2 separate regions of the Mus musculus genome follow, and region 2 is linked to region 1. Evidence: chromatin loops called from intact Hi-C (ENCODE). Cell type or tissue: left cerebral cortex. All regions are shown on one strand.

Evidence for each region. Hi-C counts contacts between places; a loop is a spot of excess contacts. Peaks named below come from ENCODE experiments on the same cell type or tissue, not always from the same donor. Only the 100,000 strongest peaks of a DNase experiment are listed, where the experiment ranks them.
Region 2: it touches region 1 in a loop (6-fold over the local background); 7 of 42 quality-filtered maps call a loop at or near these places.

The regions. Positions count from the first base shown.
Region 1 is chr15:74,591,750-74,594,249 of GRCm38, forward strand. No RefSeq gene overlaps it. Among named protein-coding and RNA genes, the nearest start is that of Mroh4, 43 kb to the right of the region's middle. In left cerebral cortex, a CTCF peak has its summit at 675; DNase peaks (open chromatin) are centred at 610, 1,397 and 2,444; H3K27ac peaks cover 1,585 bases.
Region 2 is chr15:74,677,505-74,680,004 of GRCm38, forward strand. It overlaps Gm32994 (a long non-coding RNA gene), which reads left to right. Exons shown (of 5, transcript XR_003951652.1): 3 at 1-2,202. Among named protein-coding and RNA genes, the nearest start is that of Gm32994, 5.7 kb to the left of the region's middle. In left cerebral cortex, no CTCF peak of the experiment used is centred here; DNase peaks (open chromatin) are centred at 75, 1,514, 1,740 and 2,429; H3K4me3 peaks cover 538 bases; H3K27ac peaks cover 2,188 bases.

The DNA.
Region 1 (2,500 bases):
GAGGCACTTCCCCCACAGTTCTCTGTGATAACTCCAGCCTGTGTCAAGTTGACACGCAAAACCAGCCAGTACATGACCAAAACAACTTTTATAAGAACAACATTTAATTGGGGCTGGCTTACAGGTTCAGAGGTTCAGTTCATTATCATCAAGTCGAGAACACGGCAGCATCCAGGTAGGATGAGCTGAGAGTTCTACATCTTCATCTGAAGGTGGAATATTCCAGACAGCTAGGATGAGGGTCTTATAGCCCACACCCAGTGACACATCCACTCCAACAGGGCCAAACCTTCTAATAGCGCCACTCCCTGGGTGGAGCATATACAAACCATCACACTGTCTAGAGTGAAGAACCAGACTCAGGGTAACTAGAGGATGCTGCTGGTATGCTACAGGTCAGAAAGGGCTTTGCCTGCAATTCAGCTCTCCTGGCACCAGTTCCTGGATGCTCCCCCAATGAGCCTCTTTCCTAAGGGCACCAACACTATCCTTAGCTGCTGCTACCATCACAAGGCACTCTTTTCCTTTGGAGCCTCAGATGGCTGGGCCTCCAGAGAGATCTTCCTGGGTCTTCCTTGTGTGATTTGGCTGTCCTAGCCTCTCAGTACCCAGCTACCCTTTTTAGCAACCAGTCAGAAGTGAACCTGAGAGTACTCTCTGCCACCCTCTACCTGCCATCATTAGAACTACCTTGCCTTAGGAGATGTGGGACTTGGAATGATGGAGGTCACCATTGTGACTGGCACAGTGTTGGGGGCGGGTAACGTTGGTGGCAAAAGTTTGGTTTATAGACCTAGAACTGGAGATTTTACTGGTGATGAGCATGATAATGGTGATGGTGATAGTGATGATGGTGTTAGTGACTGTGATAGTAGTGATGGTGATAATGATGTAGTAAGGTTAACATAATAACGAAGGTTGTGCCACCATGGTAGTGGCGATGATGTCAGTGAGGTAATAGAGTAATGGTGAGGCTGGTGATGATGGTGGTGATGATGATGGTGACACTGGTAAGGCTGATAACAGCAATAGTGAAACATCAACAAATAGTCACATGGTCGCGGTAATGATGCTAGTGACAATGGTGGTGGTGGTCATGGTTGTGACTGACATTTGTTCTGGTGGTGCCAAAGACAGTAGTAGCTACTGTGATCGCTGTGTAAGGTAGTGATGCTGACGGGATTAGAACCTGGGTCTTACAGTTCACTGCTTCCTGGCTCCTATGGACTGGGGAATGTGAAGGAAGAAGGACACATGAGGACAATGAGTTTCTGCGTCAACTGGAGGTGCAGCCAGCAGAAGCAGCTGCCAGCAAGTACTGCGTTCTTATCAACACCCACACCCCTACAATCTGGAGGACGCCCCCCCCTCCTTACCTGCTTCTGTCTGCTCATTTCCACCTGTGACTAATGCAAGCGCTGCTGAGAGGGGCCTTAGAGATGCTCTACCCTTTCCCATAATGCCTTGCCTCTAGTCAGGCAGGAAACCTCTGTGCCAAAGCTCGACAGTGACCTTTCTTCCACTTCCTGGCCCCAACGTGGCAAAATGACTTACTACGAGCAAGTCCTTCTCATCTAACCCGTCTGCCTTGAGCTCTTGTCACATGAGGGCTCCTGTTGCCCAGGAAATGTCTACCCTTTGGTATTCTCCTTCACCCCATTCTCCTCCCCGAGCCCTGCTTCCCCTGGGCTGGTTCCTGATGGGGGCAAACATACAAGATGACACTGGCTCCTGGACCTGTTCCAGAATCTTCTGCTAGGTGGAATTTCCCTTCTTCAGCCTGCCCTCACCGCCCTGTGATGGCCTTGGGGAGTGGGGGCTGTGTTGGAGGATGAGGGCTAAAGAGATGCCAGCTCCCCGTGGCTTTCTAAACGCCCATGAGGCTATGGGGCAGCTGATGAAACACCCAAAGAGCCCAGAAACTGTCACTCTCAACTACCCCTTGGCTTTTTTGCATGGGCAGAGGTGGCCAGGTAATGATACTCTTAGATGTAAAGTTCTGTAGTCCTGGTTTGCTCAGTCCTCTGATCCTTTCTAGTGCCTTGGTCCTGAGGAACCAGCCTCCTGAGGAAGAGTCCTGGTGGAGGCATCTCAGACTTGGCTTCAGAGCACCTGCACATCGGGGTCTGAGCTGGGTGAATGCAGAGCAACCCTGCTAGGGGTGGTCTCTGCTGCCTCACTGGCCACCCAGGGATGACCAGGTAAAGAAAGTCACGTCTACTCTTCACCATGTCTCACATTCCCCCTCTGATTCTCAGGTCCCCTCCTGGGGCCACAAGTCCCTAAGGACTCCCAGGTCCCCAGATTTTTAATTCAAAGCTTCTTGGGTAGTCGAGAAGCTTCGGGCTCCCCTTTGTCAGGGCCTAAAAATAACCAGGCAGGAGGAACTCTGAGTAGCTCGCAAATGTGCCAGCCAGCACCCCACGCAGCGGAAGCACCTCCAAATAAGGCCTAGGCAAAGCGGAAGACAGCACGCAAGCTCCTAAGCTCTGACGTGGAT
Region 2 (2,500 bases), 86 kb after region 1:
CACCTGATGGCCCTCTGTTGTGCTTCTAGCTTGGTTACTTCTGCAACTTGTCAGCGCCAGCCAGTGGGTGGCCTTGCTTAGAGCCTCCGAACTTGGCAAAGAGCACCCAGCACTTCCTGGGGATTCTTCTTGCAGAAAACAGGCAGTCCATGTAATTGTCATTGCTCAAGCTAGAATAGTCTAGAACAAGGAAGGCGAAGCCATGCAGGCATTGTGGGTACAGAGCTCAGCACTCACACACTAGGGGGCCAGCGTAAGTGTAGAATCAAGAGACAGGAGCTAGACCTGAGGAAGCCCCTTTTGGGTCCATGTCAGATAGCCTGTCTGTGCCTAGCCTAAGCCTCCATAGCGCTGTGGACAGGAACTTTTGCATCTCCCTGAGACTGTGTGTGACTTCATGGCACTCATTCAGCACCTTGGTCTCAACTATACAACAGGCAGACTGTACTAAAAGGCCACTAGGGCACCTCCTCCTCTTCCTCCTCCTCCTCCCCTTCCTCCTCCTCTTCCTCTTCCTTGTCTTCTTCTTCTTCTTCTTCTTCTTCTTCTTCTTCTTCTTCTTCTTCTTCTTCTTCTTCTTCTTCTTCTTCTTCTTCTTCTTCTTCTTCTTCTTCTTCCTCCTCCTCCTCCTCCTCCTCTTCCTCCTCTTCCTCCTCCTCTTTCTTCTTCATGAAGGCTGAGAAAGCACTGGGTGGACCTGTGGCTACAAGGATCCTTCTGACCAACTGTCCACCCTCCTGTTCAGTTGACAAATGCCAACTCTATGTTAAAGTGAGAAAGCCTTGACTCCCTATAGCTGTCCATATTCTGTGCCTCTAGGAAGGGTCTCCAGGCACAGCGTGCCTTGGTCTATCTTGTGTGCATCTGCACAGAGTCTCTGAGATGAGTGGTCAATCTTGGTATCTGCACAGGTCTGGAAATGTGTTTTGTGTGCAACCATATATGTCACAGTCGTAGCCCCCTTTAGCTTTTCCTAGTGTACCTGCTTCCAGCCATCACTGGAATGCAGGAGCCAACAGCCAGACATAAAGAGGGACTGCCAGATGTGTGAGGGTGCTACTCCAGGCCAAGGACATGGCCATGTGGGTTTTGTCCATGTGGGGGCAGAACATGGATGGTAGCAGAGACCAGGTATCAAGGTGAGTCAGGTCTCCCTTATTCTAGCCAGGACACCAGCCTTGAGCCAGGGCCATTGTACCCAGGACCTCCTCAGCCTGGGGAGGACATGGAGGGTAGAGAGGGTAGAAAAGAATCAGGATATGGGGAGATGATTTGGTGGCTGGTGTTCTGGATGTGTGAGCTGTCCCTGCTTTGGAGAGATGGCCCAGGAATTTGGGCTACCAAAGGGACAAGAATGAAGACTATTAGGGTTCCCTATATCCAGGTAGCCAGTGCTGAGCTGGGGGTAGGGGCAGAGTTACGAACCAGGAATGAGTAAGAGCCATGGGAGGCTGGGCTGAGGTGGGAGGCTGGCAGCCACCCCTCATCTCTGCTCCACTGGGGCCCTAGCCAGTCTGAGTGCCCACCTACCAACTCCCTGTGCGCCCACTGGGCTGGATCATACAGGAGCAGTTCTCCATCAGGGGTGGGGTTGGGGGGGCTACTGCCAGCTGGCCGATGAGACACCCCCAGAGCTGAGAGTTCAGATGCCCATGCCAGTTAGAGGGTGGCGTTCAAGGCTGCCACCCCCACCCTGGCGGCTGTGTTTTCCTGCTGTTCTCTGCAATTCCATTTAAATACCTCCCAGAGCCAGCCCAGCAGCAGCCTGCCTGCTTCCGGCACCATAAAAGGAGAGAGGCTGAGAATAGCTGAGCCATGACGCAGCAAGGAGCTTCCCCACGCAGGAAGGCTCTGTGCGCTGAGCCTGCCACCACCCAGGGCCCACCCTGCCCTACACCTGCTCAGCCCCTGCCCTGAAGGAGAGGTGGGGACCAGAGTCCCTGGCTGGAGACTGGTGACATTGTCCCTGCCATTGGTGGCTTTGTGACTCTTAAACCAGACCTGCACAAAGATCTTGTATCAGGTATTTGTTTACTTGTACCCTAGAGCTCTGGTTCCAGGAGAAAGCAGATGGCCCCCCGGGTGGGGGGGCCCTGGGCAGTAGTAGCTCCTCAGTCCTGTAAATAAATCCCTAGGAACAGCGTTCAGGCTGAAGGGTTCGAGCTCTGGGCTGGGCGTACACCAGCGCCAAGATGCAGACAGGTAAGAATGCTTAGAATTCCTGTGCCTGACATTTCTCATTCTGTCACAAAGGGGAGTGGGGTACCAATAGGGATGGAGCACAGTGCCCTGAAAGAGTTCAGATTCACACAGAGAACCAGGAAGGGCTTCCTAGAGGTGGAGCCTGTGGGTAGAAGGCAAAGAGCACAGGTTGAGCAGGGGAGGCCAGTGCTGTGTCCCCTCCACTCTTTTGGCTCCCTAATGGCCTTCAAGCGTGGTTACCCTCCTCTGGCTGGTGACTCCTCCGTTTTCTCTCTGGGCGGGGAGGGTGTTGGATCTG